Regions from separate parts of the Homo sapiens genome. Here regions 2, 3, 4, 5, 6 and 7 are each linked to region 1. A link is a loop called in an ENCODE intact Hi-C map of the cell type or tissue named here. Cell type or tissue: endothelial cell of umbilical vein. All regions are shown on one strand.

Region 1 (4,000 bases):
TGTTTTAAATGGAACTTCATGCCCTGCTCACTCAGCCATTTGAAAACCACCAGAGTGCCATTGAGATGAACCCCTCCAGGCAGCGCCCCTCACGGAAGGGTGGAGGGTCCTTCGGCCACGACCTGTAGGCCACCCCTCTGCATTTCTCTGCATAATAGATCGTGAGACCACCACAGTCCTCCGGCTCAGCTGCTCACTGCCCCCCACCCCTGGCACGAGGACGCATGCTGGGCCCTCTCACCACATGGGCAGTGGCTTCCCCGCCTCCCCAGTGCCTGGCCCAGAGCCTCTGCTTATCAAACGCGGGCTGGCTGGCTGGACAGAAAGGCAAATTGAATGGGGATAAAGAGCCTGCCCTGAACTCTTCTCATAGGGAAGAGGAGAGCACTTCCCCACTGGAGCTTTTACAGCAGGAGCCCAGCCTGCGGAAGGGAGCCACTAGCCAGGAGGGAAGTCTTGGAAGGCCACCGTGAGGAGTTTCCCTCCTCGGGCTGAATGGCCTCGCTGAATTCTGTACTCTGAGCTGCCAAGGAGGGCTGGGATCTGGCTCCCCAGCTCAGGCCGGTGTAAGTGTTGCAGGGGGCAGGATGCTGATGGCCGAGTCCTGTGGGTAGGAGCCCTGCCACCCCTTTGCTCTCACTGGAGCCTTAACAGCCCCAGCTGAGCGTGGCATGCTTCTTTACACAGTCTCCAGGGGCTGGGCCCCTGGCTAACAGGGTTTAGGGTCTAATCCTCACAGTGCCCCACTGAAGGAGGTGCTGCTGCCCATTTTACAGGACAGAACACCAAGGCCCAGAATTGAGCTATCATGCCCAGCCACAGCGTATGCTATCACTGTTCTACCCACCCACCGGGCCCTCTTCCTGAAGTCTCAGGGGCAGCGTCTAGGACCAGGAGACCGTGTCCTCTGAGATCTGGGCATGCCTGCCCTGTGGAGGCTCAGGAGGCCTGGAGCGCAGGTTTAGAAGCAGCCAGATCTGAGTCTGAAACCCAGTGCAGCCTCTTGGTCACTGTGTGACCTTCGGTGCATCATTTCTCTGTGCCACAAAATAATCACCCACACTGCAAGAGTGAGCAGGGAACATGAGAGCACACGGAAAATGCCTAGGCTGGTGCCAGGCACAGAGCGGGCACCGAGGCATCACTCCCCTCTCTTTTTGGCCTTTCTAAAATAGGCAGAAGTGGGAGGGGCTTGGAATCTTGGAATTTAGGCGAGGGGTGGGGAGGTTTCTGGAACTGAATCAAGAGAGTTAGGTTGTCAGATGGGAAACAACGGTGGTCAAATTTAGGCTGGGTGGATGGGAAAGCAAGTTAAGGGAACACAAATTCCCCCAAGGCCAGAATCGAAGGTTATAAGACAGCGCGTGCCTAGAGGCTGGGCTCCCTGTGGGCTCGCCCAGGGCAGCAGGCCTGCCCGTTTGGGGCCCTCTCCTCACTGACACAGCAGGACTCCCAAGACAGATGCTGCATGTGACCCAGGCCAGGTGCCCAGAGCTGCTAACAAGGCAGGGCCCCCTGCCTTCCACTCTGTAGAGCTGCAAAGCAGCTGCCTCCCCACTTCCCCAGGGCTGAATTCCTAATAGGTAAGGGAAACTTAACCAGGCACAGGCCAGTGTGCACCTCAGGGGACCCCTGAAAGGATGTTTGTGCATATATATATATATATAGATGTAGATATTTATATTATATATATAATATAAATAGATATTTATATTTATATTTGTATTATATTATAAATATAAAATAAATATATATATTATGTGCATATATATAAATATATAGATATATAGATATATATTTATGCAGTTCGGGGAAAGACTAGTCCAAAGCTTTCATCTGATTTTCAGAAGGCTCCGGGACCCTAATCAGGTTGGGAAGCATGACCGCTTTAAGGCCAGATCCTCACTAAGTAGGAAGAGAAAGAGGGCCAAGGGGATGCCGCTGGGGAATTGTGTTTTTTAATAAGGAACTCTGGAAGACCAGCGTCCTTTTCAGAATCAAAGGAATACACCCTAGAGGGAGCATTCTAGGCCTGGCATGAACAGAAACATCTGGGGGCAGAATCGGCCTGCGGTTTCTCCAGTCACATGGACCCCACCCCTCCTGTCAGGACCCATGTAGTAGGTGCCCTCAAGGAGAATTAATTTATTTTCCAGAGCACCTTGTCCTCACTGGGCGCTCCCCCTGGGGTTAGGGTTGGGGGCACCACCTAGGGAAGCCTGCCTTCCTGCCGGGAGATGAAGGGGCAGGAGTCTAATCAGACCCAGAAGTAGATCTATGGGGATGAAGGAGGGGTGGGTGGGAGTTCTTGATGATAAATTGAGGCCAGACAGCTGTTGACCTGTGCTCTTGGGCCACCCACCCCCAGGCTGGGTATGAACAACGTGGCCCCCACCACCCTGGAGGGAGCCCAGAGCCCAATAGGCAGGCCTTTGGTGTGGCCCTGCAGGCCCACAGCGACACCATGTGGCGGCGAGAAGAAACTGCAGCAGAGTCGGCACAGGACCCCAGCTTCCATCCTCACGTTGTGTGGACATGGTCCAGCTTCCTGCCGCGGACCATGAGCAATCCAAGGGTAGGGGAGCCTCAAGAGGGAGACACTGAGCCTTTACGTAATGAGGCAGGGAGGGGTTCAAGCAATTAATTGAGAAAGGATGTGACAGGACTGGCACCTGGTCACTTTGTGGCCGTGAGCACCAGCTCCGCCTATCCCCTCTGCAGGGCAGAAGGGACAGTGCTGCGGGAGGCGGAGGTGCTGTGGCTCTGGGAAGGCTGAAAAGGGACGGCTGCAAAGGAGAAGAGCTTCGAGTCCTTTCCATCAGGAGAAAAACCCGGTCAGCTGTGGAGGAGCACTGCACAGGAGTCAGAAAGTGGAGTCTGGGCGTGACCTTGCACCTGACCAGCCTGGGGCTCTAGGTCCGCCACATCTGGACTAATCTCCTGTGTCCTGAGCTCCCAGGACCCCAGAGGCAAGCATGGAGGGGCCACGCTGGCAGGTAAAGTTGGTAAGCTTGCGGGGGTGTGTGTGGCAGGGGTAGGGGAGGGAAGGTGGGAAGGAGAAAAAGGAAAAGAAGGGAGAGGAGTAGGGGAGAAGGGACAAAATTTATTTCCAAGCACAGCCTTACAGGGCAGGTCTTATTTATTTTCCCCATTTTACAGTCAAGAAAATTGAGGCTCCCCAGCAGTGAGCAACTTGGATCCCGGGGCTGACTGGCACCCAGCTAAAAGACATTTCCCCAGGTCCCTTGCAGTTAGATGTTGCCATGTGACTGAGTTCTAGCCGAGGGAATGTGGGCAGAGTGGGATCCTTCCCAGGCCCGCCCCTTATGAACCTCTGCTGTGTGGTCCTCCGAGTTCTTTCCTCTCCGCCAGTCAGCCTGGAAACTATGTGATGCCACGGTTGTGAGGTGTGGGGTGCTGGGGTCACCGTGTAGAGGAGAGCTGCCTGCTAATCAGGAATACCTGTTTCCTGTTCTGGACGTTTTTTGTTTGTTTGTTTGTTTGTTTGTTTGTTTGTGACAGAGTCTCACTCTGTCGCCCAGGCTGGGGTGCAGTGGCACGAGCTCAGCTAACTGCAACCTCAGCCTCCCAGGTTCAAGTGATTCTCGTGCCTCGGCCTCCTGAGTAGCTGGGATTACAGGTGTGCACCACCACGCCTAGCTAATTTTTGTACTTTTAGAAGAGATGGGGTTTCACCATGTTGGCCAGGCTGGTCTCGAACTCCCGACCTCAGGAGATCCGCCCACCTCGGCCTCCCAAAGTACTGGGATTACAGGTGTGAGCCACCGCACCCAGCCTGTTTTGGACTTTCTGTGGACAAATTTGCATGAAGGCTTTGAGATGTGGGGCATTGTCTGTTACAGCAGCTAGCATTACCAAGCCAGGAATTGGAGGAGCGGGTTTCAAGCCTGTCTACCTCATTTCCCCCAGTTCCCATAGTGTAGGGTGTTGAGTGAGGCTTCGAGGGAGCAGCATGTTCCCCAAATATGTGTGTGTGTGC
Region 2 (4,000 bases), 260 kb before region 1:
GCTACCAGGGAGAAAGTCTTTTCAGAGATGAATAAGGGCGTCCAGACAACAGAGATGTAGTAGTAGGAGGTGGAACCAAAACAGAACCAGGGGTCTGAATCCTGGCTCTGCCACTTTCTGAGATATGTCACATCAGACAGGTGACTTAACCTCCTGTGTCTCAGTTTCCAAATTCAAAAACGGAAAATGTATTATGACGATCAGATGAGTTAATACAGTCAAAATGCTTCTTAGAACAGCATCTGGGATGTAGCAAGCACTCAAAAACATATTAGCTATTATGATCACACAGAGATGCATACCTCCTAAAATCTTTCTGGGCTCCCACCGCCAGCATGATAAAGCCTCACTTCTCACCAAAGGCAAATCAGGCCTCTCATCATCTGCCTCCTCCCTCCCCAGCCCCATCTCCCGAAGCGCCTCTCAGGGCACCTCTGCCCTTGCACAAGGCAGGGCCTGTTCCTAGCAACTCTCAGAGTAGCAGTGGAAGTTTCCAACACCAAGATCTCAGATACCTCAAGCTGGCAGGAGTGCGAGGTCCAACAAGAAGAGATTTTATGAATCAGCCAGCCATGGGGGTGGGGCATGGCCAGGTTTCCTGATTCCCAGACCAGGGTGCCAACAACACCTACTGTTCATGTGAGAAAAGGAGAAAGAGGAGGAGGGGCCACTGGCGTCTTTTGCCCACCTGGGGTTCCTCGCTGTGGGAGAGGGGGAGGCCAGAGGACAGCAAGTTCCCTGAGAGCCTCTCAGAGAAAAGGAGGGTTTAGATCATCACACAGGATAAGGAAGAAGACCTTTTCCAAGGGGGTGGAGCAGAGCCTGCCTGGAGGTAAATTTCCTTTGGGAACTGTCTTCTTCAGTATTTCCCTTCCTCTCTGAACACCGTTTCTTTTCCTTTCAGATTATCTGACAGCCTTTTAATGAACACCTACTAAGTGCCCAGCACTTTCCTGGGAACTTAATTCTTACAACCTGTTAAGAGGTCTATACACTCATTTTACAGTGGAGGAAATGGAGACTTAGCGGAGATGTGAAATTTGAACCAGGTCCGTGTGGTTTCAAAGCCTGCGCATGTTCCTTTACCCTATGGAAGCCTCCAGAAGCCAAGGTCTCATCTCCCCTCTTCCCTGGAGGCCCCAAACCTGGGTAGCTGTGCCCCTAGACCTTTGAGGGAGGGTCTCGAGCCATTATCTCCCTTACCTTTTCTTGCAGTGACTTGGCTTCTCCCAGGCTGCCGTAACCAGCAAACGCCTAAAGATGGCTCTGAGACGATGGCCTTCTGTGTGTGTGTCCATGAAATCAGGTAGTACACCACACAGAACCAGACTCTCAGTGACATGCCTGATATTCCACAGACCTGCATCCGAGCTGTGCAGATCTCAGGTAGACACAACCAGTGATTGGGGATGGCTGGTAGGATCTTGCCTAGGCAGGCCAGGGAGCTCTGTGAGGAGTGTTTGGGAGAAAATCCCCCAGGTTCATCTCCCTGCATGGACTGCCCCTGCTGGGCCCTCACACTAAGCTGGTCCTGGTCCTCAGTACTGAGGGATCACCACAGGTGTGTAGGCCACAGCTCACAGGAGCCCTCCACCTAGCGGGTCAAAGGTAGTGGAAGATCTGAGAGTCAGGCAGACCTGGTCCAAATCCCGGATCTGCCATTTCCTCACTGCATGATACTAAAAAAGTCACTTCTTCATCTGAAAAATGGGGCTGATCCCACCCATTCTGCAGGGTCTCAGTGGGGATTGAAGGGGGCTGACCTCAATGTAGCACGATGCCTGCCCCAGGTGGGACTTCAGCAAACTCTCTTTCCTTTCCCTTCCCTCCCCTTGAAGGCCAAGACCAAGGAAACAGAATTGGGCATGCCAGAACATATCCCAGCCCTGTGGGGTGTATTTACCTCCACTTCTGATCACAGTGTGTTTGCGTATGACCTTGAGGCCAGTGACTTTTACACCTTGCCTATGCTGGGCTGGGCTGTGACTTGGCTGTGACTTGCCTGCCCTGAAGCCAAGCCTCAGCTGACATGTGTCTTTCCACCACCCCTGCTGTGCTGAGTGAGCACCAGCCACCTGTCCCATTGTTCCTGCCCCAGGCTGTGTGTGGAGAGTGGTCTGACAGGGCAGACAACACCCTACACTCCAGATGTGTTGAGGTGAGCTCTGGGGGTCAGGAAAGAAGCAGGGAGGGGCACAGTGTGAACATCCTGTGCAGATTTCCCCCCAACTGGCCCCCCAGCTGGTTGGGTTTTCTTTTCTCAGTAACTCCTGGCAGAAGTCCAAGGAGGCCTCCTTCTCCCAAACCCTCTGTCCTTGGCTCAAAAATCCAGCAGAGGACGTGCCACGACCACGAAAGGTGACAGCAGTCAAGGGGAAAGAGGACTCCCTTACTGGAGTGCACAGAAGTTTCCTATTTATTTTGCTTACGCGGTTGACTTTTTCCAAAGGCTGCTTGGGACGGCTTACCTCGAAAAGCTTAGCAATAAGGCTAGTAGTAAATCAGACAAAAAAATCATGGACTGGGGGAAAGAAAGTAGCATTTAAATATATTTAATAAGGACGATATAGTCGTGAACATGTGCCTGAGTATCCTGGCTACCACAGTAAAAGGGGAAATATGATCAGTTATGGGAAAAGAGTAAAAATATTAATCATGATTTTTTTTTTCTTGGAGCTTTGTGTAATAGGCACTGATGTTGAAAAGGGTAGAGTTATTTTTCCATATTTGTAGAAATTCAGAAGATTATCAGACTATTTGCCTCACAAGGACTTTTTAGCAAGCAAAAAGTATGATATTGTCATGCACCCTGGTGAGGGGAAGTGTCATCCAGTTCTAGGTTTCTGTGAATCTACCTTGATGCAGGTGTTCAGGGAGTAGTGAGTTTCCTCAGTTGTAATGTAGACCAGCGCTTCTCAAACTTAAACACGTATACAACCTCCTAGGGGGTCTTGTTAAAATGCCATTCTAATTTGGGAGCTTTGGGGTGGCCTGACACTCTGCCATTCTAAAACCCTCCCAGGCCATCATGATCACCACCTTCCGAGCAGCAAGGGGTTAAAACCCAGGCATCTCCCATGATCTAGTAGTGAGTGCCTTTCTAATCGCCCCCAGCTGAAAGGCAATGCAATGTTATCATAGACGGGCAAGAAGAATCTCTTCCTTGGCTCTGTAAATGCTTCCGGGATGTGCTGGGTCAGCCTCCCTCCATTCTGGTTGGCGATCTTGGTCTAGTCACAAGCCAAGACCGTTGATCATACACAAAAGTTTAAGTACCTACTACGCGCCAGGAAGCTCCCTCAGAAAGATGGTTGGTCCTGCTCCCCCACCCACCCTCCACCCTGGCATCTTTTATCCACTCTTCCTTCAGCAACTGCCTTTATCAATGCTCCCTTGAGCCAAAATAAACAAATAAAAAGCAACTTCCTTTGGAAGCTACTCCATACTCTTGCGCTGGCCACAGTTACATCTCCCTGCAGATACACAGATTCTCATGACACAGAGCTCAGACAGTGCTTCCTCTCTGGAGGGCTCATGTTTCGAGAGAAGACTGGAAGGAGGACAACCTTATGCTCCAGTAGAATTCCAAATTCTGGGGTGCAGGGACATTTCGTGTGTGTATGTGGAGGGGGGGGTGTCCTAATGCCCTGTAAGCCACACTTTATAATGCTGTACAATATTGGGTCACCATCATGGGCCATGGAAAGCAGAATCTGTGAGGTTCAGTCCCAGGCTCCAGCACCCCTTTGTCAGCTGGCCTCCCCGCTCAGTGCCCTCTCCCACTACCTGCCCTGCCTCAGCTCTGACTGCTGCTGATGTGCCTCCACCCATCAGGTCATTGTGATGGCAAAGACAATGCCTCCATTTGCCCTGAATGCAGCCTTACATAGGAAAGAGCTTCCTGTGCTCCAGAACTTGGAGGAGTCCTGCAGCACCTGGTCTAGTGGGGAGAGCATCAGTGGGGAGCGGCACCTTTCCTGCAGCCACGGCCCACTGGGCA
Region 3 (4,000 bases), 68 kb before region 1:
CCAGCAGGTTCGGTGTCCAGTGAGGGCCTATTCCTCATAGATGGCATCGTCCAGGTGTTCTCTTGTGGCAAAAGGAATGAAGGGGAGCAAAGTCTCTCCCTTTGGCCCTTTTTTAAGGACAATAATCTCACCCATGAGGACAGAGCCCAAGCGGCCTAATCACCTCCTAAAGGCCCATTTCTTAATATTGTTGCTCTGGGGATTAAGGCTCAACATGAATTTTGAAGTAGACATGAACATTCAAACCACAGCACTTCCAGTCCCTCAAAGTGCAGAATATGAGCTGGAAGTGGGAGGGGTCAACAAATGACCCTTGACTAAGGGAGCTGGATCACCACCACACAAGCAGCAGCAGGGATGGAGAGCTGAACCTTGGCCTGGGAAGGGGATCCAGGAACATGGCAGGCCCTGGATGCTGGACCTCCAGGGCAGAGCAGGACCAGACGCCAGGCTGACTACTATGGCGAGAGGAATTCCTCCTATTCCCTGTATGAGAAATGGGAATTTTACCATCATCCTTAGAATGCAGAAGCGACATTAGCATTAACATTTACACTTTTAATTGTTGTTGCTGCATTTGGGACTCCCAGCTCTAGGCAATATGATTGCCAAGCCATTGCCATTTGTTACTCCACTAAGGGACATTTGGGAACATCCTGCCTCCCTGGGTTCCAGTGTCACTGCAGCCAGAGGCTGTGTGGGAGATGGGGAGGGACCAGGTGTGCTCCTGCCATAGGGCTCCCCCATCACTGGGTAAACTGAGGCTTGGCCTGATGTCTTTCTAATTTAAAATCGCAGGACCAGGACCTGCACCACTGGACAAAATGAAAGCACCTGTCCCTGCTCAGGAGACAGTGAGAGAGCTTGGCAGTTGGGATGGGGGTTGGGGGTGGAAATAAACAAAAAGATGTACACAAGAAATGGCTGAAAAACAAATAAAATGAATGCTAATGAATACTGTGCAGACTGACTCAGTATATTCCCAGGTACAGTGACCAGTGTGCACAGCCAAGTCCACATGCTCAGTTGCAATGGTGGTCAAATCTCTAGGGAGCCCCCAGCTTCAACGTGTGTGGCTTTTTTTCTCCACTTCAGTTTCAAGTCCCACAGCAAACTGGTTGGCCCACTGGGCCTGGATCTAGGAATGTAGATCCAGGGTGTGGATCTGAGTGTGCCTCCAGCCTTCCCTCCCTAGGGTGTCTCTGTGCAGTGGCCTTGTTCTGTCCTGCTGGGGAGGGACTTTCTTAGGCAGAGAGGAGGGCAGTGGCTGCTGACTGCCCCACCGACGGAGACCCTAGAGGAAGAAGGGACTTCCAAGTGTATATATAATGCCCCAGAACTGTCCCATTTAGGTTGACTAGGCACTCACCCCTCAGACCCATCCATTACTGTCACCACCCCCAGGCCATGTGCCCCTTGCCACAGCCAGGAATGACAGGATTCTGAGACTGTGGCTCCATTGGGAACGGGTAACGTGGGCAAGGGGAGAGGGCCAGTCTCCCCCCAGAGAACAGGGCAGTGCTACCAAAAGAAGAGGGAAAGAGACACAGAGGCACTAAAATCTCTTATGTCTGCAAGATGTGTATATGTTTGTGGCAGTGGGGTGCCAGACTTGGGTGGGGAATAAATCAATTATTTGTCTGTAATGTCAGGCAGAGGCCAGCAGAGGGAGATGTTGGAATGTGTTGGGATTTGTGGGCCCTCTACCCACAGACAGGACTTGGGAAGCCAAGTTTATTCTCGGCTGAGACATTTGTGTTGGTGGTGACCCCAGTAGTTCAGTGTACACTAACTTTGTCTTATGTACAAAACCATTTAAAACAGTGTATAAAATTACCTTCAGACTACATGTAAAAGATGTATATGAAAAAAATGAATTTCATGTTTAGACTTGGGCCCCGTCTTCAAGAGATCTCATTCTGTATATACAGATATTCCGAAATCTGAAAAAAAAAAAAAAATCCAAAATCTGAAACACTTCTGGTCCCAAGCATTTTGGATAAAGGACACTCAATCTGCATTGAATTAACAGCACCGCCCAGCTCAGCGAGCCTGCCAGGGGCGTGAGAGCCCTGAATCCACACAGTCTGCTCCAGTCCCCACTTAGATTTTCCCCAGAGGGAGGCATTTCCTGGTGCTCTTCTCACCATCTAGGCAGCTGGGCATTCTGAAATGTCTCCAGGAAATGCCGTTGGGAGATTTCTGAGACTCTTCAATCAAACCCAGGCCTTCAGGGAGCACCCAGGTTGCAAGTGGTGAGTCCAGAGTGCAAGTGTTGTGCTGAGAGTGCTGATGGTGCAGAAAGCCCTGGATTTGAAACCCCAGATGCAAACGAGCTTGGGTCAGCTGCCTGACTTCCTTGTGCTTCTGTTGCCTCTCCCTAAAATGGAGATATAGTAGTTCCTGCCTAAAAAGTTTGATGCGGGCCGGGTGCGGTGGCTCACGCCTGTAATCCCAACACTTTGGGAGGCCAAGGCGGGCGGATCAGGAGGTCAAGAGATCGAGACCATCCTGGCCAACATGGTGAAACCCCGTCTCTACTAAAAATACAAAAATTAGCTGGGCGTGGTGGCGGGCGCCTGTAGTCCCAGCTACTCGGGAGGCTGAGGCAGGAGAATCGCTTGAACACGGGAGGCAGAGGTTGCAGTGAGCCGAGATCGCGCCACTGCACTCCAGCCTGGCGACAGCCTGGAGACTCCGTCTCAAAAAAAAAAAAAAAAAAAAGTTGATGTGAGGAATAAATGAAACAATACATTCTAGCGTGCCTAGCACAGTATCTAGTACACAAGTGCTCAACAAATATTATAATAATATTGTAATCCCTAACACAGACACACATTGGAATAACCTACGTAACTGGTTGCACATAAATCTGTCCCAAATATTTGCAGCTGACCCCTTCAGGCAGGAACAGCCCATCACAATGGATAGAAAGCATGTTAAATGCCTGTGGGCTCCCTGCCTTCTTAAGGACACATGACCCAACTTTTCCAATTAACTTGAGGTCACAGAACATCAATCAGTATATTATGTGTTTTTGTTTTATTTTAATTTTTGTGGGTACATAGTTGTTGTGTATATCTATGGGTTACATTGGATGTTTCGATACAGCATGCAAAGTGTAATAATCACATCAGGGTATATAGGGTATCCATCACCTCAAGCATTTATCTTTTGTGTTTCAAACAATCCAATTATACTCTTTTACTTATTTTTAAATGTACAATTAATTTTTTTTTACTGTCATCATCCTGTTGCACTAGCAAATACTAGGTCTTATTCATTCTTTCTAACTATTTTTTTGTACCCCTTAATCATCCCTCTTTCACCTCTATCCTCACCCTCCCCAGCTACCCTTCTCAGCCTCTGGTAACCACCTTCTACTCTTCATCTCCAAGAGTTCAATTGTTTTAATGTTTACCTCCCACAGATAAGTGAGAACATGTGATGTTTGTCTTTCTTTGCCCAGCTTATTTCACTTACCATAATGACCTCCAGCTCAATCCGTGTTGTTGCAAATGATAGGATTTCATTCTTTCTTTATAGCTGAATAGTACTCCTTTGTGTGTATGTACCACGTTTTTTTATTTCTTCATCTGTTAACGGACACTCGGGTTGCTTCCAAATCTTGACTATTGTGAACAGTGCTGCAATAAACATGACAGTGCAGATACTTCTTCAATATACCGATTTCCTTTCTTTTGGGTGTACACCTAGCGGTGGGATTGCTGGATCATAGGATAGCTCTATTTTTAGTTTTTTGAGAAACCTCCGAACTGTCCTCCATAGTGATCGTACTAATTTACATTCCCACCAGCAGTGAATGAGAGCTCCTTTTTCTCCACATCCTTGCCAGGATTTATTATTGCCTGTCTTTTGGATAAAAGCCATCTTAACTGGGGTGAGATGATATTTCACTGTAGTTTCGATTTGCATTTCTCTGATGATCATTGATGCAGAGCACCTTTGCATATACCTGTTTGCCATGTGTATGTCTTCT
Region 4 (4,000 bases), 590 kb before region 1:
TCACTGGAAACTGCAATGGCTTGCAGAATGCTGTGTGGAACCCAAGTCCAAAATCAGTCTCTATCGTTATAAGTGCCGAAGGCTTGACTGGTTAAGTAGCCTAGTGATTCTCAACTGAGGGCGATTTTGTGTCTTGCCTCTCCTGCATAGGACTTTGGCAACATCTGGAGACATTTTTGGTTGCCCTAACTAAGCGGGTTGTTACAGGCATCTCGTAAGTAGAGGCCAGAGATGCTGCTAAACATCATGCAATGCACAGGATGGCCTCACCCCACCCCCAACAAAGAAATATCCAGCCCCAAATGTTCAGAGTACTGAGGCTGAGAAACCCTGGAGTAACCTGTTCTGGATCCAGGGCAGCAAGCGTGGCAGAGAAGTCTCTCGTGCCATGTCAAAGTGTGGCCTGAGACAGACACGTGCTTCCAATCAGCCTCCAGGAGCAGCCACCATCAGGTCACCTGTAGAGAAGGTCCCAGCCTGTGTTTCTTTTGTAAATGGCCGCAGGGTAGCTGCTCAACAGGTTGATCAGCAGTTGGCGAGGGAGTGTGTTCTATAGCTTGGCCACCAGGTGGAGATCGTGGGCTGTTTTTTTGCCATGGAATAGGTGCACCTGAGCTGGACCGGCCTACCCAGAGAGAGGCGTTTGCTCCTGGTTGCTTTCTCTAAGCCTCTGGTAGCCATCAGGAAGAGGGACTTTGAGGAGACAGAGGCATGAACTGGAGAGAGTGCTCAATATCCTCTTCTTGCTTAGCAATCCCTGGGCGTTTACAGCTCTGATCCTCCTTTCCAAACATTGAGATTTGCACCCTGGAACTTTTCTGTTAGCAGTGTCTATTCTGAAGGGGTATTTTGCTCCACTGTTATAAATGTGCCCTGTTGTTTCTGTCTGGAAGACAGACTGGGGAATATGGATAGGGATTGGGGAGGTGGGCAGATGGAAGAGCTACATGGCAGAGGTTGGCGCATCCCATCCCTCAGGTCACGATGTATGCCTGATGCTCTGCACACATGACCTCATTTTACCTCTTGGTGGACCATTTTAGATAGAGGCTTAACAACAAGCCAAAGTTGCACATTAAAGCCAAGTCCAGTCCTCCCCACGTCCCCACAGAGCCTCTTCTTCGACATCAGTGTAGGAGTTTCCTCATCTGTAAAGTCATGGGACTGGACTCAGGCTGGTTGCCTTCAGGGAACCATGTAATTTATCACCTGAGCAGGACACTTGGGAGAGTGGGAGGGAGCACTAACAGGACAGTGGTTGGGACAGCAGGTGCAAACCTGGACACGAGGTCAGCCTGGCTAAGTGACCCTTCCTGTCTAATACCCTCAGCTTCTGAGACCCAAGCGGGACTGTTTTCAGCTTCCATGACATTCATGAACATCATCCGGTGTAGCCATAAGGGAAGACCTGGGGGTAGAAAGAGAGTGAGAAAACTTGAAAGGCTGAGACTTTGGGGGCAATGCCTAGGACCAAAGGGGCACACTACCTCAATAGTTGTGTTCCAGGTTATGAGTGTGTCACTTATCACTTTATTGCCTCACTTCTCCCAACCCATACTTCATTGCATTGCTTGTGATACTGGAGGTGAATCTTGCCAACACGTCTCTTTTGCAACTGGCACGATGCTCAGCTTTGCCAGTAGAGGGTGGTAGAGGCACACTGCAGGGGGAAGGGCTTCTCTGCTGGTGTCTCTGTGCTCTGATTCCTTCTTGCTCCCGCGGGGTTCGGGACACCCAGTTGCAGCCTCCCTCAAGGACTTGCAGTGGCATCCCCTGTGTGCAGCTTTCTAGCGAGTTCTGCTGGCACCTCGCCCAGCTTCCAGTGAGTTCAAAAGCACCCCTTGAGGGCTTCGCCGTCCCACCAGTCCCCCAGCCGATTTTTCAGAAAGTTCAGCAGCGTTTCCTCCAGGCAGCTTCCCGGAAAGGGTTGCTGTCACCCCCGGGGGCAGTTTCCTGTTGGACAGTCTCCACCTGTCACCTGGGCAAACTTCATTCTCCAGTGGGGACAGCCCCATGCTCTCCCGCAAAGTCTGATTCTCATCCTTGGTGGTGAGAGGGGAAGCGGGTGGGGTGTCCCACATTTGTTTTCTCCTCGGGCACTTCGCTTAGCCTTTAGTGCCTGCCCCATATATCTGCCACCTCTGTAAAGTGCTCCCTTTACCCTCAGTAGCCAATACCCTGATACTCCCCTGTTATTAGTTAATAATTCTTAACTTTCCCATTTAAAATCCTGTGTGGTTTTCGTCTCTTGTTTGTCTGATAGTTTTCTTTCATTTTTCAACATCTATTTTTGACTTTCTTTTTGTATTTGTCCTGCTTATCGAGGACCTTGTTTGTAGAAATGCATCAAGAAATAAATTCTTTCATGCCACCAAATTCAGGAGACTCGAGTGAGTATGCTAAGTGGTTTCAGATAGCTGACCCTGAAAGTGTGCAGAGCTGAGCAATGTGTATGGTTCCCCCAAAGCAACTGTCCCTATGTCTTCAAGTTCCCAGGGTTTAAAACACCATGTTGCTTATGCCACTGGGCAGCAAGAAGTGGGCAAGTCACCTCCCCTCTCTAGGCCTCAGGATCTCCTTTTGTGTCCGGAGTTGGTTCCTTCCAGTGAGTTCTTGGTCTGGCTGACTTGAAGAATGAAGTCGCGGACCTTTATGGCGAGTGTTATAGCTCTTAAAAGTGGTGCAAACCCAAAGACTGAGCAGTAGCAAGATTTATTGTGAAGAAGGAAAGAACTAAGCTTCCACAGCATAGAAGGGGATCCCAGCAGGTTGCTGCTGCTGGCTGGGGTGGCCAGCTTTTATTCCCTTATTTGTCCCTGCCCACCTTCTGATGATTGGTCCATTTTACAGAGTGCTGATTGGTCCATTTTACAATCCTTTAGTTAGACACAGAGCGCTGATTGATGCATATTTGCAGAGTTCTGATTGGTGCATTTACAATCCTTTAGCTTGACACAAAAGTTCTCCAAGTCCCCACTAGACCCAGGAAGTCCAGCTGGCTTCATCTCTCAATCTCCCCTCTAAACAGGACACCCCAACTGCTGTTGGGAATTGGGAGATGACTGCTCTAGCTACTTCCTGCTGGATAGGGGTGAAGAAGGGGCCCTGCAGTTGTAGTGTCCTCCAGAGGGGAACTCTTTAGGCCAGTGTAAGGGCCAGCGGGTCGGTCCAAGGATCCTCACTAGAAATTGTTAGTTGAGCTCATTTGGGGCTCCATTTGTAAGATCATCTGTAGTTTGATGGCCTCAATCCTAGAGGAAACAAATTTTACAAGGAGGTTAAAAATGCAGGGCCCGAAGGTGAGTAATAGTAAGCTGGCTGTCACGGTACCTAGAAAGCAGAGAAGCCATGTCGCCCAACTCCAGAGGTTGGTATAAGAGTTTGAAAGGCGTTGTCTGATTTCAGAAGCCTTTTCCTGTAAACGCCGGGCAGCATCTCTTACTATCCCTGACTGGTTAGTGTAAAAACATCACTCTTCCCCTAAGAAGGTGCAGAGTCGTCCCTTCTCAGCAGTAAGGAGATCTAGGCCTCGGTGATTTTGGAGAGTCACTGCTGCCAAAGAGTCTATTTGGGATTGCAGAGGAAGGATAGATTTTGTTATTTCTTGCAAACTGCCTGAGAGGCAGATATAGGTTGAAGTTCCACATAAGAAGAATATGCCTTGGCTGGGTAGACAGAAATTTACCCTGGCTTTTAAAGGAATAGGGTACACTGTTTTTTCTTTACTACTTCTATCTCTCTCTTTCTCTCTCTTTGACTCCTTCTTTGTCTGTCTCTCTTTTGTAAAATGAGAGGGTAGGACAAGGTCATCACTAACATACCCTCCAGCTGTAAGAGTCTGAAATTCTATAGCTGGATGTATGTTCCAGAAACATCTGTACTTTCTCATTATCCACACATGTATAATCATCAGTCTGGCATTCAAGCTGAGTTGTTTCTTAGCCTAGTGAAAGCATCACTTCCAATAAATGTGCAACCACCTCTTGGAAGGCCAACACAA
Region 5 (4,000 bases), 160 kb before region 1:
CTAACAGGCCAAGCCAGCAATGCCACAGGCCCCGCAGATGGGGAATAGAAAATGAAAGGACAACAATAACTTGGAAATGAGAAAAATGACTGTGAACTGGATAAGGCACAAATGAGGACATGTGGATGAAGTTTCTCTGAAGTTTTAAAACCGTATCTGTGAAAATATATTGAACTCTTCCCTTAGAAAAGTTGAAGCAGAAACTTGCAGAACCATCCCCAGGGCATCTTAACTAGCATTGTTATGATTTGGATCAAAGTTCATAAAGCCAGATTCCAGAAGCACTCTGAGTGACTTAATTGTTTTGGGAGTCCTCCCTTAAACAAATACATTGTTCAACTGGAAAAACAAGCCCTAATTTTATAACTAGAACCTGCCAGTGTGAAACATATGTCTTAAATATAAGTAACAATTCTAAGATTGTTTTGTCTTCCGATGACAGGATAATTTCCAGATTTTTTAAATGTTATAATACTGATAATTTGAACATGATGAACTATGTCTCCACTAAGATAAAGGAATAATTTACTACTTACTCCTTTTTGGCAACATGAGCATATGAAAAGCCAAATGATGTAGAACATGCAGCAATGAATGGAGAATGGGGACTTGCTTTGCTTTACAACCTTTTTGAAGAGCGTATTGTTTTATTTTAACTTTATTTTATATTTGTATTTGTATTTTAGATGTATATAATACACAAAAATATAGAACATTACCTATTCTCTACATTTTAGGAATGAGGTTGAAAACATTCCTGTCCCAGAGGAGAGAAATTGGACGAAGTCCAAATATGGTGGCCACACATTCTAGTACCAATCAAAAGGGCAGATTCCATACCACAGCCCCAGACACGTGTGAGCATGACATTTTGAGGCATTTCACAATGGATATTGTAAAACTGGCATATACAATCCTTGGTATAAAAAATAAAGTTACTAGAAGGAACCAAGCCTACTAAACCCTTGACTTTTGCTCAGTGAAACTGATTTTGGACTTCTGACCTCCAGAATTGTAGGAGAATAAATGTGTGTTGTTTTAAGCCACAAAAATATTTTTTAAATAACATAAATTTTAAAACACAGTTACTAATCAATGGTCAACAGACATAGCCTCATGCCATTTTCTTGTGATCTGTGATACGCATTTATCTGAAAGGTGATTGAGTGTATGGAGTGCATCTACGACTACAGAAGACAATGAAATAAAATGAATTAATAAATACTTCATTCAAAAATTGTTATGGAAAAACTCCTATGAGCCAGGCACTGTGCTAGGTATTGGGATATGACAAATAATATCTTATTCTTGAGTAGTTTATATAATACAGGAAGATTACTGCTTTAATGAGGACTCTATGGAAGGCCAGAGATTAAAGAAAAAAAGATCACTCTGCTCTGTCTGTATGATAAACAAATCTTTGACTGTGGCTTCATAAAAACGTTACTCTAAAAAAGTAAAAAAACAGAAATATAAACACACAACAAACCCATAAATAAACAGCTCTCTTTGGGAAAGGTAAGACAACTTCAGGATTGCAGGCCATGGCCTTGGTGGAGCTAAAAGGTGTGTTCCCAGAGCCACAGTTCTGTGCCTTCTCTTATACACAGCAAGAATCAAATTAGAACAAGTGAATTATTTGTGTCTGCATCTGGCCCTTTTGTTCTGGTACAGAATTAAGAAAATCAAAGACACTGGATTGCCAGATAATAAGCAGTTTCTTTTATCTGTAAATTGAATTTACTTTTCCAAGTTTTATGCTTATTTTATGTTAAATATGTGCTTGATAAACAAAATATGGTATACTTTTTTTAATTAACACTTTTTTAAAAAGGACCTACTACTAACAGGGAAATAGCTTATTTTTCTTCAATGAAAAAGCTAAGGCAGTAAAAAGGGTACCTACAAAATAAAAAGCGCTATTATAATGGGAAATATTTTAGATGTACATGTATTCATTCACTTATTCACAAATTCAACCAACATTGATTACTTGCTATGTGCCAGATACTGTACCTGTGGAACATACCTTTGATTTATGTGCTTGATGAATAATCTTTAGTGCATCTGAAAGAAAAAAGCAAGTTATCTTTTTACACAGTTTATTCTAAACTTCTTTTCAAATTATTAAAATGGGTGGAGGGTGGCTACGAAATTGAGAAATGTAAGTCCTTGTTTTATAACCAGACTCATTTAGAAATATACTATACAGCAAAAGAAAAATTACTTCTGTAGATCATTAAAACTGAAGTAAAAGATCTTTATCTTTTAAAGCCTTGGTCTTTGACACACAGCAGTGTGTGTGTCAGAACTTTTTGTCAACTCAGCACATTTTTTCTTAGAATGGAAGACAAGCAAATCAGATTACTGTACCTTGTTTTTTTGGAGTCAATACAGAACAGGATTAGCAAATAATGTAAAAAAAAAAGTCTTAAAATAGACATTAGCAAATGCAGTTCAAAAAAATCTATTCAGATGAGATATAATGACAAGAGAGCAAATGATGATACAGGTGTTGCCACTCTCAGTATTCAAACACTGTATCTAGGACCACCGGGAATCTGAGCAAGGCTGCTAATGCCCCAGGAATATCACTATCTGTCTCTTGGTTTGCAAATACTGCACAGGCTCACACCATTTCATCTGCTCTATTCAAACCCAACTTCACTCCTTAATTTGTTTATCTTGAAGTCAGGCTACACTGTGCACTTCCAGTAAGTAATTTCTCCACACTTGGGTAAAATTCGAACTCAGCAACAATCAGCCCTTAATTACATAATCTACACAGCCATTCAACAGGTTGAAATTCAGAAAGTTTCCGATTCTTCACTCGTTTTTATTTAAACATTTAATGAATGCATTATGATTACAGTGTATTATTGAATAAACTCCCAAACTTAAACTAAAACTCATTCCTATCAATCACGTTGTAACAAGGAATTCCAACAGTGACAGGAAATGAAAGGATCTATTTTTAAAACAGACCTTATTTAACTATGTTCTCATAATACACAATAAGGTGGCTATCTAGATAAGAACTAGCACTCTGAATTTGCCCATTATTTTAAATAGTCAACTTTCAGTTATCTATTGCAATTTTTTTTTTTTTTTGAGACGGAGTCTTGCTCTGTCGCCTTGGCTGCAGTACAGCAGCATGATCTCAGCTCACTACAAGCTCCACCTCCCAAGTTCAAGCAATTCGCCTGCCTCAGCCTCCCGAGCAGCTGGGATTACAGGCTCCCACCACCACACCTAGCTAATTTTTGCATTTTTAGTAAAGACAGGGTTTCACCATGTTGGCTAGGTCTCGAACTCCTGACCTCAGGTGATCTGCCCTCCTCAGCTTCCAAAGTGCTGGGATTACAGGCATGATCCACTGCATCTGGCCTTGTAATTTTTTATACAAGGTCAACATAATCCTCAGTAACTCTGTATTCCTAAGAAATAAAAATAAATCTAACCTAAGTAAAATATGCATATTAGGGATGTAAATAAACCATAATTGCTAAAAATAAGCTTAAAATGTGTGTAAGAAAATAAACAAAGTTGACTTTCAGCTTATCTAGTATTCCAAATTACCTATCATGTCCTTTTTCTTACTATAGATATGTTTATTATTTGAGACAAGTGAGAGAAGCCAATAGTATTTTTAAAATAACAGGAGCTCAAAGTCTGTTGCAATCAACCTGCAAAACTATAGTCTGACCTTACTAAATATTAATCCTGTTCTATATATTTTGCTAATGAGCCTTTAAACTAGAAATCCTGCTGCTCTAATAGGTTTGGCAAACACACAATTAAACGGCTACATATTTTAGCAGAAAAAGAAATGTTTTGAAGAGAAGTTTTTGCCAGATTTTTCTCTCCAACAGAAAGGGGTGTGACCTGAGGAGTGGGTAAGAAAGGAGAAATGACAAACCAGCAGAGAGATGTATTACTGTCCCTTTCTGTGTTGAATAAGCTGCTTCCCTTGTTCTTGCTTCTTTCAAATAATCCTCAT
Region 6 (4,000 bases), 460 kb before region 1:
GTGCAATATGCATCATCGAAGAACCCAGAAACCTCCTCCTCCTGAGTTCAGGCTTTCGGTCTTGGTCGTCGTGGGTCTGCTGTGTGTCACTGGTGGGCGGGCCCATTCTAGGACAGGAGGTACAGTGTCCAGAGAACATGGATGCTGGGCGGGCTGAGAAGAGAAATGGGACTGAAGATTGGGGGAGAGAGAGATGGGGTGCAGGAGAGAACTTGATGTTTTAGAGCAAAATATAATACATCCTGTTTGTATGCTGATGGGAATGACCCAGTAGAGAGGGAGAAATCAATAATTCAAGAGAGAGGGCATAATTTCAGGAGCAGAGTTGTTATGAGGACGAGGGGGCAAAGGATCCTGAGCAATCGGTGGGAACAGGAATAGTTTTTCTAGTACAGCAGTAAGGAAGGCAAAGCTATGAATAAAGATGCAGTCACCAGTGGATCTGGTGGTGGGAAGATGAGGGATGAAGGAATTCTCATCTGAAAATTGCTTCTATTTTCTTAGAGGGCATGAGCCAAGGTCAGCAGCTGAGTGGATGGGGAGGAACAGGTGCTGGCGGGTTGTCAAGGGAAAAGGATCCAACTCTAGAGTGGGGAGGGTGTGCTGCCGCCTTTCCTGGAAGTGTTGGGGATCGTCAGGAGGCTATCGTTTGAGGGCTCACCCTGTGCCAGGCACACGCTTTCTCATGTAATCTGTAGAGCAACCTGCAAGGTAGATACTACAAGGACCATCTACGGATGAGGAGCTGTGTGTTCACAGTTACACAGCTGGTAGGAGGCCGAGGCAGGATTTGAACACAGGTGTGTGTAGAGCTGAGTGGTCCTCCACTCATCCTGCTGAAGACACCTGCGCAGCACCTTCACGTGCTTCCTCTCCTTCCTACCCAGCTGGGCACCAAGTCTTGCCGTGGCTAGCCTCCTGGTTAAGTCCCATTTCCTGAGAATGGCAAATTTGGGAGCTCTAATACATTGATGGCTACTGATAGTTTAATGTCCTAACCCAAGGGTTCTTCACTGCTTCATCCTGTGCCGCACCTCTGTTTTCCTTTGTACCGGTCACAACCGTGTCCCCAACCTCACTATCTCACGCTTGCATCTTCCCCACCGCAACTTAGCAGATATTGACACATGCCTACTCTCCATGAGGCACTGTGCTGAACACTGCTGATAGGAAGATCAGAGACCCAGTTCCTGCACCAAGGCTAGGATCCACAGAAAACCACGAGGAAATGTGATTTCAAAACAGTGATGAGTTAGGGTGGCCCAGGACGGTGAGGGCCAGCAGGGCCTCTGATGTGAACTCCTACCAGGCCCAGGGCCAGAGTGGGATTCCTTCCTGCACCCCGCTCCCGAACTCCATATAGTACAACCTTAATGAACACGGACAAAATTGCTTTGTCTCCTCAAAATAGCATTAAAGATAACACACGAAATTTGCAGGTCTGTTCAAATGCATGTTAAAACAGTATTTTCCTGGATTTTCTGATTGCAGTGCTTGGATCAGCTGATGAGAGCTTTTCTCCACATCTCCACACCTTTTGGCGGGGCTTGGGAAGAACGTAGCAGGTGCTCCATGGCACACAGAAGGTGCTTGGTACACACGGATGCTTGGCCCCCGAGGAACCTGGCAAACCCTGGGCGGATGACTGGCTGTTGCAAGTAGTGGCAGGGCTGGAAACTGAGGAACAGCCTGGGGAAGGGGGAGTTTCACGTCGCTGGGCTCCACAAACATGACCTGGGGCTGCTCCACCCCTCTGTCCCTTCTGAGTAGAAGGGGGGCTTAGTCCAGTGGCGGCCGCGCCGCAGGAGGTTGCTTTCTCTCTCCCGGCACGCGGGGTCGCTGCAGGCCGTGCTCAGCCCTCCAGGAGCCGGCCGGTGTCCGCGCTCGCGGGCGGCTCTGGGACCGGGAGAGGCTGCGGCTCCCCGCTAAGGCTCCTGCGGCCGGCGCCTCCTGGACCCACCCACCCACCTCGGAAGACAGACGCCTCTCTTCAGCTGTACCGGCCCCAGGCTCCGCCAAACTCCCTCCTCGCCCTCTCCTTCCGACCCCCTAGTAATAACAAATTCACTGTTGACCCTGGACAGATGGTGTTCAAAAAGCTACGTGCAGGGGGCCAGTACACTTAGGTCGCAGGGAAACTCCCACGTATTAAGCACCGACTGTGAACTGGTACACTGTGGGGTTCTTTATAGACATTAATTCCCCAGAACAATCCCACGATACGCTATACTGCCCATTTTAGTAAGAAGAAAACAAGCTCAGAGAGGTTAGGTTATTTGCCCAGGGCCACACAGCGAGAAGGTAAGCAACAGAACTGGTGGTCCAAACCCAAGGTTGACCCAGAAGGCCATGTCTTCCCCTATACCTGCCACCATCTTCCCATGCCAACCCCCACAGGGTAAAGAGTTTGGGCAGGAGGAGGTGGCTACTCCAGCAGGTTTGCTGGAGGGACTTCTGAAGAGCCTGGGGAGACTAGGAGTTCTGTAGTGGGAAAGCATCAAAGTAGTCAAGGGGCCTGAGTTCTAGTCCCTAGTCTGCCAAATAGTGGGTTATGACGTCAAGCCAAGTCTTTCTCCTCCAGGTCCTGTTTCCTCATTTGGACTAGGAAGAGTGGGACGGGGTCATTTAAACACCAGCACCATCTTCTACAGTTTGTGCATGGAAGACTCCTGGATCAGGGCTGGTTAGTGAGAAGAGAAGAGAGCCAGGAGGAGGCCTTCACGCAACTCATGTTGGGGCTGTGCCATCTGCGAAGTGAGGTTGCTGGATACCAGAGGCCCAGAGCCCCTGAAGAGTGGCCCCGGCCACAGGCCCACCTGGGTGGCAGGGCAGCACAGGCCCACACCAGTGGGCACTCACCCATGGACTCGGTGAGTGCCACCTACTGTCTCATGCCCTCTGGCATTTGATAGCCCCCCTTCCCTCTGCTGGAAGCTGCCTCTCTCCTCCAGCTCTTTTCCTGGGGAGTGTTTCTGGTTTAATTCTGTTTCAACAAACTTACCTGGGCGGCTCATTCTAAGTGCCAGGCCTGCAGCAGGTGCTGGGCATGTGACCTGGGCCAGCTGGACCCTCAAGGTGCTCAGCCCGGTGGGGGGACAGAACCATCAACAGACAACTAGATGATCTAATATGAGATGCAGGGACACAGAAGAGGATGGGAACCCGCCTGGGCTGGTGAAGGGCAGAGAGCCTTCCCCTGGGAGCCCCACCTGAATTGGAAAATGAGTACAAGACAACAAGGGGAGAAGCAGACACTGCAGGAGGAGGGAGCTGCATGAGCCAGGGTGGGGCTGGACATTCAGGGAACATGACCAGTGAGGAGGCCAGCCCAGCAGCGGAGCCACGACAGCATGGGGCAGGGACAGGCCAAGGGGCATGGGATGGGAGGGCCTGCAATGCACAGAACGGAGGGCAGGGTCCTAGCTGATTCCAGGTTCCCAGCTGGGGTGCTCAGGAGTGTCACCAAAACAGAGAATGCAGGAGACAGGCAGGTCAGAGAGAGATAGGCTTGGGTTTCCCTGTGGAACCTGAGAAGAGCTGTCCAACTGGCATGGGCAGCAGGGACCCTTTGGGGCTACCTGGGCCTGCTGAGGTGGCCCTCTCATGGCACCCCAAGTGTGGAAAGTTCTCAGAGACAATAAAGGCTACTCTGTGATGCTGATTGTGGCTCCTGCTGTCATTGATAAAAGAGGCTGAAATTAAAAATCAGCCTCCTCCCCAGGTGGGCTGCATTTACAGATGCTCCTAGCTCTGCACCCGGTGGCACTTTATCTCCTGGATGAGTGGACTTGACTCTTGGAGAAGCTGACAGTCCAAGGCCACATCCCCATGAGGCACGGAGACCAAGGTGTCACTGCTTATATCAGTATGCCCAGAGAGCCCTCTTCACTCCCATCCATAGAGGGTTAGCTTACAGAGCTGAGGCATATGGCAGACCAGAGGGAAAATTACCCTGTAAAGACTGCGGGCCTCTCAGGCCTTCCTGTAGCAGGAAACCACA
Region 7 (4,000 bases), 190 kb before region 1:
ATCCAAGTTTTGAAGGCGGGAAGTGGATGGAAGGGTGGAATTGTAAGAGCAGAGAAAGCTCCAACCCCGACACTGGCAGAAAGCACCATCCACCAGAAGCTAGACACTCACCCTCAGAACCTGGAAGCCGCAGGCCTTGCTCAGGCCAGAGACTGGAGAGGAGGCACTCACCTGCTTAGGGTCAGCTATTCCCCTCTGAGGACAAGTCACCTCCCCAGAACAAGACACGTGGCAATGGTAGAACCCACAAGCTCCATCCCCTCAGCCTTGGTGAGTCACTCCAGCCCCCAGCCTCCTCTCCCTCTCTTACACCTCAAGCCTTCTAGCAAAATTTCCCTGACTCTCGAAGGCTTTCAGGGAAAACCGAAATAATCTGTCTTCAAGCTGCTCTACTTTCAAGTGTATAAGCAACCCTGGGCCAAGACACTGAAAAAGCCAACATGTTGGAAAGAGAGGAAGAGAGAATACAGAGAGAATTGCTGGCTCTAGAAACTACTCTGTCCCTTTGACTTGGAGCCCGAGGAAGGCCAGTTACCAGGACCTTTGCAGGCAGGTCCCAACGCATTTCTAGCAAACACGGGGGCCTTAAGGCTGCAGAATGTGCGCTATGTCAGGAGGTCTCATGCAGCCAGAAGGTAGGGACATACTGTACTCTGCCTCAAATCAGCCTTCTTAAGATTCTACTCTCCTGTGGTTTAGCTTCTGTGTTCCATCTTGCACTTAACCAAGTCTCCTTGACATCTTAGTCTGGAAGCGTCTACCAGCTGTGGTGTCTGCATTAAAGCGCAGGGTGGCCGGGCGCAGTGGCTCACGCCTGTAATCCTAGCACTTTGGGAGGCTGACGTGGGCAGATCAGGAGGTCAAGTGATCGAGACCATCCTGGCCAACACGGTGAAACCTCATCTCTACTAAAAATACAAAAATTAGCTGGGCGTGGTGGCACGCGCCTATAGTCCCAGCTACTTGGGAGGCTGAGGCAGGAGAATCGATTGAACCCAGGAGGCGGAGGTTGCAGTGAGCCGAGATCGTACCACTGCACTCCAGCCTGGCGACAGAGTGAGACTCCGTCTCAAGAAAAAAAAAAAAAGTGCAGGGTGGCTTTGACAGGACTGGGGACTGGAATTAGACACCAAGGGGGTCCACAGAGCTATAAAGAGACCCTGCCACTTTAGACCTTGTCTCAGGCCCCGCTCGTAGCCCCAACTCAGCCCTCTGCCGGTAGTAGTTCTCTGCTGTCAGCCACACCCAGCTAAGCCAGGAAGAGAGACCACAGAGGCACCGCTCTGCACCAGGGCAGACTGGTTTTTATTCTGTCTGCTGCCTTAAAGTGAGATTTCTTAATTTTTAAAATAACCTAGAAACAAACATAGGGTTTTGTACACTATCCAAAGAGTTACTGGCATTGCCTAATTATGTGTGAGAACATTCAGTCTTCAGAAGGGAAGAGGGACATTCCCTCTGCAAAGTAATTCCTGCGTCCCTGCCCCTGCATGGGAGTCACCATTTGACCCCAAAGCTCTGGGCACTGCTTACAGGCTCACATATGCCCAAGCTAAAGGACAGCTTCCAAGCCCCTCCACCAAGCAGAAGAACGTCTCCCTGCAATTGGTTTGAGAAGGAATTTTTTAAGCACCTCACCTGGGCCAAATGGAGGAGGCTGCCTATCAATTGTTGTACTAGGAAGCATTTAACACAGAAGCCATAGAAACCGGCTCACGACCTTTCAACCTTCAGCTTTAAGGAATCCTCAACAAATATACAGGGACGTTTTCCAAAGCGTTGACACATTATTAGTCTTCTTTTTAGAAATGGCCCATCATTAAATAGAGTGGTATAAAAGAAAAAGAAGGAAATAAGACTATAGAGGTAAAACTGACTAAAGTTAGGTATTGGCTTTGAAATAATTAAGCATTGACTTTTAAAATAAAATTTTAGGCTGGGAGTGGTGGCTCATGCCTGTAATGCCAGCACTTTGGGAGGCGAAGGCGGGTGGATCACCTGAGGTAAGGAGTTCGAGACCAACCCGGCCAACATGGCAAAACCCTGTCTCTACTAAAAATACAAAAATTAGCCTGGCGTGGCATTGCACGCTTGTAATCCCAGCTACTCAGGAGGCTGAGACAGGAGACTCGCTTGAACCTGGGAGGCGGAGGTTGCGGTGAGCCGAGATCGTGCCACTGCACTCCAGCCTGGGCGACAGAGTGAGACTCCGCCTCAAAAAAATAATAAAAATAAAAATAAAATTTTAGGCAGTAGCAATTGCATGGTCGCTGTTGAGCACTAGTACAACATGCCACCCCATCTACAAGCTGATGGCTTTGACTTTCAGCTATCAGACGCCAAGGCTGACTTACAGGGGGACAAACCTATTGAACACAGTCCTTAACAAATGACTGACACCGGCTCGGCCTCATCAGTTCCCAGGCCCAGACAGACTCTGCTGCCACCTGGTGGCTGAAGGGTAGGCAAAGGCGGACAAGTGCAGAGCCACTCCACCTGACCTGCAGCCTGGACTTCTCCGCGTAACGAGGCTCTGCTAATATGGCAGGAAAGGTGTCATACCGAGGAGAAGCTGCTCGGCAAGATGTAAAGATGAACGGCTGGGCATTAATCGGCTGGTGCCTGGCAGGTATCTAGAATATTCTAACTACAAAACCTGCCTTTGCAAGATTTTTCTTCCCAGAGATTCTATTTCCTTGAACAAGCTGTGTATCCATTCATTCTACCACCTCACTCCACCCCATCCCACCTGAAGCAAGTTACAGCCAGAGAATAGTGAAAGGGACGGCTTTATCCTTATAGAAAGGAAATTTAAAGTGCCGGCTGTTGTTAATGAGCCCATTACTCCTAATTGGGGAAAATTGCAACCAGAAGAAAGGGGATATGTCAGGGAAACATGTGACAGGTAATGTGCTCAGGGCTGGCTGAATCCAAGGGCAAGGCACCTCGGGAAATGAAATGGGAAGAGAAGGTTCTTGGAAAATAAAAAACGAGTCCTTCCCTGGGTCCAAGAACACTGCTGGGTGGTGTGGTTGGAGCTGACAGGTGGAGGGGGAGAACGGGCAGCAGCCGGACACCCCTGCCTTGTAGGAAGAGGCCTGGCTCCACTGCCTAGCACTCATGGGGGACAACCTCCTATTCAGTGTCTAAATGTTCTCTCTGCGCGATGGGATTAGTAGTATTTCTTTGTAAAATAGCAGTGTAACAGAAATTATTCCCCAAAACAATATGTTTAGTCAGGCACCGAGCTAGGTCACCTTAACAAAGTCACAGAGAAATTCTGGAAGGTCAGTGTTATCATCCCCACTTAACAGAGCCAGAAACTGAGACCTGGAGAGGCCAAGCAGCTCACCCAAGGTCACACCTCCAAGCTAGCAACAATGCCTGTGTTCTTCCAACCCCGGGCTGCCTATGTCCAAGCGGAGCTCTCTCTTCCCACTCATGCTTGCCTAAAGCAAACACAGAAAGACAAATGATTCCAATATATGCAAAAGTGCACCATTTGCCTTTTCCAATTTGTATAATTTTAAATGTCACCACAAGTTCACTTCTAGGTCACTTTTAAAACAAGCAACTTTGCTTTAAGGCAAGTGGGGAAAAAAATTCTGCCTTAATTTGTACAGTTGTACAATCCACTGTTCAGTTTTCTACTTAGTTTTCCAGGGAACAGTTCAAACAGAAACAAATGACAATCTAGGACACTTATCTTGCCTATTGTGACTAACCACCACAGCGTTTGAGTTTTGTTTTGTTTTTTTTCCAGCTGGTAAAAAAGCCCTCACAGGAGGCTCAGGACCGCCTCCGGGCATACGCAGAGCCCTAGCGGCAGAAAAGAACTGTCAGCCGCATGAAAATGCAAGTGCAGCAGTGACCCGAGTCAGACCGACAAAAACAAACTAACTTTCAACACAGGTTTTCATCTCATTTCCTCAACTCCATTTGAAACACATATGCACACAGGACTGCTGACCAATTATTCCAGAGCTCAGTCTATACCACT

What was found. A loop is a pair of places that touch in the nucleus more often than their neighbours do. Peaks named below come from ENCODE experiments on the same cell type or tissue, not always from the same donor. Only the 100,000 strongest peaks of a DNase experiment are listed, where the experiment ranks them.
Region 2: a loop joins it to region 1, with 5 times the contacts of the local background. A loop is called at or near these places in 14 of 110 quality-filtered maps.
Region 3: a loop joins it to region 1, with 18 times the contacts of the local background. A loop is called at or near these places in 102 of 110 quality-filtered maps.
Region 4: a loop joins it to region 1, with 17 times the contacts of the local background. A loop is called at or near these places in 31 of 110 quality-filtered maps.
Region 5: a loop joins it to region 1, with 4 times the contacts of the local background. A loop is called at or near these places in 25 of 110 quality-filtered maps.
Region 6: a loop joins it to region 1, with 9 times the contacts of the local background. A loop is called at or near these places in 25 of 110 quality-filtered maps.
Region 7: it touches region 1 in a loop (5-fold over the local background); 9 of 110 quality-filtered maps call a loop at or near these places.

Annotation. Positions count from the first base shown.
Region 1 is chr2:119,473,954-119,477,953 of GRCh38, forward strand. All of the region lies in intron 3 of SCTR (secretin receptor), which reads right to left. It overlaps SCTR-AS1 (SCTR antisense RNA 1), which reads left to right and starts at 2,501. Exons shown (of 2, transcript NR_147847.1): 1 at 2,501-3,005. RefSeq lists enhancers at 1-267, 818-1,368. In endothelial cell of umbilical vein, a CTCF peak has its summit at 2,487 (motif pointing left); a DNase peak (open chromatin) is centred at 2,508.
Region 2 is chr2:119,216,626-119,220,625 of GRCh38, forward strand. No RefSeq gene overlaps it. Among named protein-coding and RNA genes, the nearest start is that of STEAP3, 5.2 kb to the right of the region's middle. RefSeq lists enhancers at 873-2,072, 1,443-2,039 and a silencer at 2,248-2,542. In endothelial cell of umbilical vein, a CTCF peak has its summit at 2,318; no DNase peak of the experiment used is centred here.
Region 3 is chr2:119,406,227-119,410,226 of GRCh38, forward strand. No RefSeq gene overlaps it. Among named protein-coding and RNA genes, the nearest start is that of TMEM37, 24 kb to the right of the region's middle. In endothelial cell of umbilical vein, a CTCF peak has its summit at 1,659 (motif pointing right); a DNase peak (open chromatin) is centred at 1,685.
Region 4 is chr2:118,881,163-118,885,162 of GRCh38, forward strand. No RefSeq gene overlaps it. Among named protein-coding and RNA genes, the nearest start is that of EN1, 36 kb to the left of the region's middle. RefSeq lists a silencer at 603-662. In endothelial cell of umbilical vein, CTCF peaks have their summits at 557 (motif pointing right) and 1,618 (motif pointing right); no DNase peak of the experiment used is centred here.
Region 5 is chr2:119,315,437-119,319,436 of GRCh38, forward strand. It overlaps C2orf76 (chromosome 2 open reading frame 76), which reads right to left. Exons shown (of 6, transcript NM_001322331.2): 4 at 2,030-2,067. Among named protein-coding and RNA genes, the nearest start is that of C2orf76, 49 kb to the right of the region's middle. In endothelial cell of umbilical vein, no CTCF peak of the experiment used is centred here; no DNase peak of the experiment used is centred here.
Region 6 is chr2:119,009,777-119,013,776 of GRCh38, forward strand. No RefSeq gene overlaps it. Among named protein-coding and RNA genes, the nearest start is that of MARCO, 70 kb to the left of the region's middle. In endothelial cell of umbilical vein, a CTCF peak has its summit at 1,811; no DNase peak of the experiment used is centred here.
Region 7 is chr2:119,288,614-119,292,613 of GRCh38, forward strand. It overlaps a transcript of C2orf76 not described here. Among named protein-coding and RNA genes, the nearest start is that of STEAP3-AS1, 42 kb to the left of the region's middle. RefSeq lists an enhancer at 3,437-3,938. In endothelial cell of umbilical vein, a CTCF peak has its summit at 2,467 (motif pointing left); a DNase peak (open chromatin) is centred at 2,448.